Regions from separate parts of the Homo sapiens genome. Here region 2 is linked to region 1. The links are chromatin contacts, found by Hi-C or POLR2A ChIA-PET in ENCODE. All regions are on one chromosome and are shown on one strand. The core of a region is the stretch at or near the end of the contact, and the rest is flanking DNA. Distances in the headings are between cores, read along the strand shown.

Region 1 (3,605 bases), core at 665-3,164:
GCTGAGGCGGGTGGATCACAAGGTCAGGAGATCGAGACCATCCTGGTTAACATGGTGAAACCTGGTCTCTACTAAAAATACACAAAATTAGCCAGGCGTGGTGGCGCACACCTGTGGTCCCAGCTACTTGGGAGGCTGAGGCAGGAGAATCACTTGAATCCAGGAGGCGGAGGTTGCAGTGAGCCAAGATCACGTCACTGCACTCCAGCCTGGTGACAGAGCAAGATTCCATCTCAAAAAAAAAAAAAAAAAGAAATTTTAAACTTAGCCAGACATGGTGGCACACACTTGTAATCCCAGCTACTTGAGAGGCTGAGGCGTGAGGATCACTTGAGCCCAGGAGCTTGAGGCTGCCATGAGCTGTGATTGTGCCACTGCACTCCAGCCTGGATGACAGAACGAAACCCTGTCTCAAAACAATAACAAAACAAAAAAACCCCAGCAAGATGGAAGTTTGAGAGTCTCTGAGTTGTGCTGAGTGAGCCCACAGAGCTGGTTGTAGACATCTGATGACAAGCATTAAGTAATGTAGTTACTCTCTCAGCTAAATACTCATGTCAGAGTGGTTGTTGCACTATTTAACAACTTTAAGTTGCTTTTAATTCTTTTACACATACGGATTTTTTTTTTTTTAAAGATAGAAGACTAATGGTCCTGAATAAAATAAACCTGTGAGAAATATAATTGTGATAATTTTTTTTTTGAGATAGGGTCTCACTGTGACGTCCAGGCTGGAGTGCAGTGATGTGGCCATAGCTCATGTAACCTTAAACTCCTGGACTCAAGTGGTCCTCTCACCTTGGCCTCCCAAAGCACTGAGATTACAGGCATGACCATGGTGCCCAGCCGAATTGTGATAATTATTTCACAACTAACTTATGATGATGCTCATCTCACCCAGAAGTTGCATTCATATCATGAAAACTTTTATATAGTACAAATTACATAACTCTAGGACTAAAAAATGAATCCAAAAGAGAGAAAACATAGTGATGACTACACTCAAATTGTCTGTCAATTTATTAGAAATAAAGATTCAGCTGCTGTATGTAATAATTACGGAAGTATGTTTGCAAATAATAGCCTGAAACTATTCCTCTGATCTCATTACTTACAAACAAAGCACAAACATTATTTTTTAAAATCCCAGTTGATTTTTATGTACAAAAGTCAAAAACTAAAAACATCAGGAAAGGAAAATATTTCGTGCCAATTTGTAATGTCATAATATGTAGTTGTATTTCAATATGTTTAAATATGTATTTAGTCTCAGATCCACAGAGAATATATTGTCAATTTTGAATTTGTTAACAAGCTGTGCTTTACTTCTTATAATTAATTGAAAAGAGATCTTATAATTGTATTTTATAACAAAAAATAATTTGTTTTATAGTCTTTGTAATAAATATTATTTAAAATAAACACCACAAAACAAGCTTCTATTATACATTTATCTAAAACATAATGTTTTCTGTGAACTCTCTTCTTACATGCCATACAAAAATTTTTTAAATGATCTGAAAATGCCTAAGTGGTTCATGAGATAACAATGAAGGAGACTCACAGGAAAAAAATGTTGAAAAATGCTGGTTTAAGTCAGTGTTTCTCAAGAATAATAAAGCTCTCTTTCAGAATAAAGAATAATAAAGCTCTGTTGTTTGTTTGTTTGTTTGTTTGTTTACAGTTTTTTGAGGCAAAGTCTTTCCCTGTTGCCCAGGCTGGAGTACAGTGGCTCAATCTCGGCTCACTGCAACCTCCGCCTCCTGGGTTCACACCATTCTCCTGCCTCAGTCTCCTGAGTAGCTGGGACTACAGGCACGCGCCACCATGCCCTGCTAATTTTTTGTATCTTTAGTAGAGACAGGTTTTCACCATGTTGGCCAGGCTGGTCTTGAATTCCTGACCTCGTGATCCGCCCACCATGGCCTCCCAAAGTGCTGGGAATACAGGCGTGAGCCACAGTGCCTGGCCAAGAATAATAAAGCTCTCTTTCAAAAGAAAAAATTATCTTGGCCGGGCGCAGTGGCTCACGCCTGTAATCCCAGCACTTTGGGAGGCCAAGGTGGGCAGATCATGAGGTCAGGAGATCGAGACCATCCTGGCTAACACGGTGAAACCCCATTTCTACTAAAAATACAAAAAATTAGCTGGGTGTGGTGGTAGGCGTCTGTAGACCCAGCTACTCGGGAGGCTGAAGCAGGAGGATGGGGTGAACCCAGAAGGTGGAGCTTGCACTGAGCCAAGATTGCACCACTGCACTCCAGCCTGGGCAACAGAGCAAGAGTCTGTCTCAGAAAAAAAAAATTGTCTTAGATTTCAAATGTTTATTTACATTATTTATATTTCTTAACTATGTAAAAATAGGGAACAATGCATGATATCCTTATGTTTATAGCTCTTATACAACTGTAATACTAGAACACATGTACATGTTAAATAAAAATTCAGAACCAATAAAAATAGAAATTAACAATATTTATCTGGCAGATTTTGTCAAAATTAAGCCACCCCTTGCAATGTGAATCCAGCAACAAGAACTACAGTATCTGTTTTTTGCTACTGAGTTTGGCCTGCTGATGCTATAGCATGCCATGTAGTGAAATTTGTATTGGAACCACTGTGCAAACTTGTATACTGTGCACCACAATTTCAGTTGGTCTTCACATGGTGTGACCATTTCAGTATATTAAAGCCATCTCTGTTCTTTCCTGATTTGTCTTCAACATTTTAAAGTCATGCTACTTGGCACCATCACAGTTATAATCACAAATCTAAATAATGAAAGATGATCATTTGGATGATTCATAATGCGTGTCTAATAATTTGTTAGAAATGATCAACAAAGGCCGGGCACGGTGGCTCAAGCCTGTAATCCCAGCACTTTGGGAGGCCGAGGCGGGCGGATCACAAGGTCAGGAGATCAAGACCATCCTGGCTAACACAGTGAAACCCCGTCTCTACTAAAAATACAAAAAATTAGCTGGGCGTGGTGGCGGGCACCTGTAGTCCCAGCTGCTCGGGAGGTTGAGGCAGGAGAATGGCATGAACCTGGGAGGCGGAGCTTGCAATGAGCCGAGATCGTGCCATTGCACTCTAGCCTGGGCGACAGAGCAAGACTCCGTCTCAAAAAAAAAAAAAAAAAAAAAAAAAATCAACAAAATGAAAACATAAAATTAAAGAATTCTTGAGGAGAAAAAGAGAACACCGAAGACTACTTTAAGGTTTGTGAAGGATCTGTGAACTCCTATTAAAGAAACCCTGGTTTTGGTGGTATCCGGTCTTTATTATTACCAATACTTTGGGTCATATAACTGTGTATTATAATAAATAATTTGGATCTATAGTTGGCAGAGAATGGAATAGAAAGGTTAAACTATCGAAGGCTGAGTGTTAGCCACTTCCTTAAAAAAATACAGGTTTCTTTCCTATATCAAATAAATATGTGACCCCAAAGTTGTCTGTGAGTTCAATTGTTTTTAGTCATTGACTCATCAGTTCCCGCTTCTATTCATTCAAATACCAGCTTTACAGAAATGCTTAGGTGAGCTGGGTAATAACTAGAAAAGAATGATTTATATTCATGTCAATTTTTTTTATTATTTTTA
Region 2 (3,144 bases), core at 616-3,115, 1.1 Mb after region 1:
TTTGAAATTGGCTCAAAATGTTTATTAACTATTGACTATCCCATTGGGAAGTCAGTGAAAACTTTATATCCATGTATTTGGCAACATATTTTTAATTCTATGTGTTACATATGTTTTTATGTCTTACTTTAAGTTTATTGTGAAATACAATAAAGATATATCAAAATGAATATTCAAATTTAACTATTAACAGATATTACTACTATTCATATTCATAATGCTTATTACCATTCATTATAACATTACAAGTTACTGAAATATTTAATGTTCAAATACGTTGTTCTTGAACAGGCATTTATGTTAAGTTTGTGTAAGTGATGCCATGTTCCACTAAGACAAGACCGAGATATTTAGTTCAAAGGTGACATGTCCTCTTCAATAAGTAGATTGTTATTTTGGTTCACGGTGGTGAGGTGGAGATGGGGCCAACATTAAAGAATCAACATCAGTTTCCTACATATTTTTAGGCAGGTTTTATTTTTCAATAATATGACACACTTCCATTTTTATTTATTACATATTTGTTTCTATGTATCCTGTAAAAATATAAACAAAAAGAAACCCAAAACTTGCACTCACTATTAAAGACAGGAGTCAGGCTTGAGTTCCTTTTTTTCTCCCTCCCTCTCTCCTTCTTTCTCCTCCCCCGCTCTTGCTCTCTCCTTTCTCTTTTTCTTTCATTTTTTTCTTGCTTTCTTTCATTTTAATACCCTTGTTCCCATTGCTAGTATTGTTAATAGAGTCTTATTTGCAATGACTCAACAGTTAAGTCTCTTTCTCCTCATTTCATTTTTTGCAGCAGTGGTTGTCAGGCCAGTGAAAATGAAATGCTGCAGTTGACAGTGTTTAATATTATTTGTTCCTATCACTGTTAACACTTCTATTATTATTGAAATGTTTAGATCAGCACTGTCAGTTCCAAAGGACCTGCTGACATACCAAGGAAAACTTTGATAAACAGCTCTGCTGTATTTCTCTATATTCTTCATAGTCCTCGTTTGAAAATCCTTTCTTGTTCCTTGGAGTAATTTATTTTGAAGAAAAAAAAAATCTTGGTTTGTTAAGAACTCATCAATTCCTGCTTCTTATTTTCCACTTGAAGTTTTAATCCTCTGTTTCTAACCTCACAATCGGTTGCTGTGGAGGTGATTAAGATGTCACAAATATAGGATTATTGTAATTCTGGGTAGAGAATAAGCCTGAGATGATTTTCTAAAGAACAAAGAGGTCATTTTCATGTAAATATATCAACTGCTTCAAAGTGAGGAAAGGGAATGAAACAGAAATATGAGATCTAATACTACCGGTTATAAAAGAAATGGATTAAAATTTCATATGAAAAATTAATAGCTCTGAAAAATTTATACATTATGATTTTTATGATTTTTTGAGTTCTGTGTTTCTTTGCACATGTGTGGGTCTGTAAGCTGAAAGCATGTGTGGGTCGGGATAGCCTCCTAAATACAAACATCTAATTGAATGTAATGTGTGACCTTGAACAAAGACCAATTTTTCCTTTGATTTGTAGAAACCAGTGTCATTTTATAATTATACTTCGTGCCTTCTGTTGCATTTGAAAGAATATTTCAGGACATCACAATTCCCCTGAAGTTGTGTATCCTGTATCAATTACATATTAGATTACAGACTTGATATTGCTTTTTCTAAGTAATTTAAATCTGGGAAGTTACTGAGTAAGTTGTAAATACCTTCTGAGAATCTTCCTCTTCTTCTTACTCTAAGTATAGTAGGAAGGTATTTCCCAGCCTAAGGCACAGAGTAGGCTTTTAGTTAATACTTGTCAAGTAACAACAGGGGACAGACTTCTCTGCTTCTGAAGAAAAATGATGCCTTGACAAACTTTTGAATGGTAAGAGTTACAGAGAACTTTTCCTCCCCCGCCTCCCAGGCCATGGCATTTTATCGCTCCACTGATGAGCATACAGCTCCATCTGGGGGCAGGGCCAGAATGGAACATTTTCTCATAGTCTTGGTCTCTTGGCCACATAGCTGTCATCTTTGTGCATCAGTCAGGCGCTCCCTTCGTCACTAGCACTGAACTGCTCATGGAAGAAAATTTAGTGCCTTGCGATTGGGACTAGCTCCAGCTACCGCATTTCAGGGCATTCCTTAGGATCACTGGGGGCATCATTATGATCAATTCCAAAGGATACTCTTGAGGAGCCCTAAAACCTTAGACTTAGTGATAATGTAATATTTTCCTGCTTCTCTCTTGTTTCTGGGGCATCTCTTTCCTCTGGTTTTCTTTCTAACTCTTGTCTTTCCTTGCCAGTCTAATTTGCACATCACTTAGTCAGCTGCTCCACAGATCGTCTGTATGTAACCCTTTTCTCTTGTCATTCTTCACCCTTCTTTATAAAACGATATCCACACTCATATCTTAAAATAACTTCTTTCCTCTGATGGCTACCACATCTGCACTTAAATCCTTTTCCTCTTGAGATTCACCCTGCAAGTATAATTGTGTCCTACTGAGTTTTGTTTGAGTATCTTGCAGGTAATATGCTCAAAGTTCTTCATCTTCCCAACTAAATCATATCTATCTTTTTCTAGTTTGGAGATGAAATGTTACCTTCCTTTTTTTGTGTGTGCCCTAATGTTAATTACCCCAATCCATCAACAGGTTCTGCCAATTCTGGTTGCTCAAGAAGTCTCCAATCTGTCCTTTATTTATGTATCCTCACTACAATAACCATAGTGATGTTCTTATATTTGGCTACCTGGACCACTGCAACAGCATTTTAATAACCACTTCCCAACATTTAATTCATCCTTTCAACTGCAGAGTTACTGTTCTAAATAAGCAAGTCATTTATGTCATCATTCTGCATTAAACACTTAAAATCTTCCCCATATCCATCAGGGTCAGTCTGATTGAGTGTTTAATGTTACAGAGGCAGACAGTCTGGCTTCAAGTGCTGGCTCTTCCACTTAGCAGTTGATGAATTTGGCCCATTTATTCAACCTCTCTGTGCCTCATCTTCCTTACCTGTAAAATGGTGTTAATATTGAACTTACAGGCTGCCCAAGGGAAAGACATGAATGACTTTCTATAAATGTGTAGTGCAATAACTGTTGGCCATAGTAAGTACTTAATAAATATTCATTATAGTCATCTCAATC

Evidence for each region. A loop is a pair of places that touch in the nucleus more often than their neighbours do. ChIA-PET counts read pairs that join two places held with the same protein, here RNA polymerase II (POLR2A). Pooled maps may share reads with other maps.
Region 2: a map of gastrocnemius medialis shows a loop between it and region 1 (4-fold over the local background). The contact joins two enhancer-like sites. A Hi-C loop is called at or near these places in 50 of 168 maps with a recorded cell type or tissue (CD4-positive, alpha-beta T cell, GM12878, HAP-1 and 28 more), 17 of 37 single-sample maps with no recorded cell type and 28 of 50 pooled maps. POLR2A ChIA-PET finds 5 or more read pairs at or near these places in 11 of 52 experiments (A549, A673, BJ and 7 more).

The regions. Positions count from the first base shown.
Region 1 is chr6:139,382,461-139,386,065 of GRCh38, forward strand. No RefSeq gene overlaps it. Among named protein-coding and RNA genes, the nearest start is that of CITED2, 9.6 kb to the left of the region's middle. Within about 2 kb of position 1,915, at least 2 of the 41 ENCODE cell types and tissues checked have a DNase peak (open chromatin) inside an H3K27ac peak, as active enhancers do.
Region 2 is chr6:140,439,531-140,442,674 of GRCh38, forward strand. No RefSeq gene overlaps it. Among named protein-coding and RNA genes, the nearest start is that of MIR3668, 240 kb to the left of the region's middle. Within about 2 kb of position 1,866, at least 5 of the 41 ENCODE cell types and tissues checked have a DNase peak (open chromatin) inside an H3K27ac peak, as active enhancers do.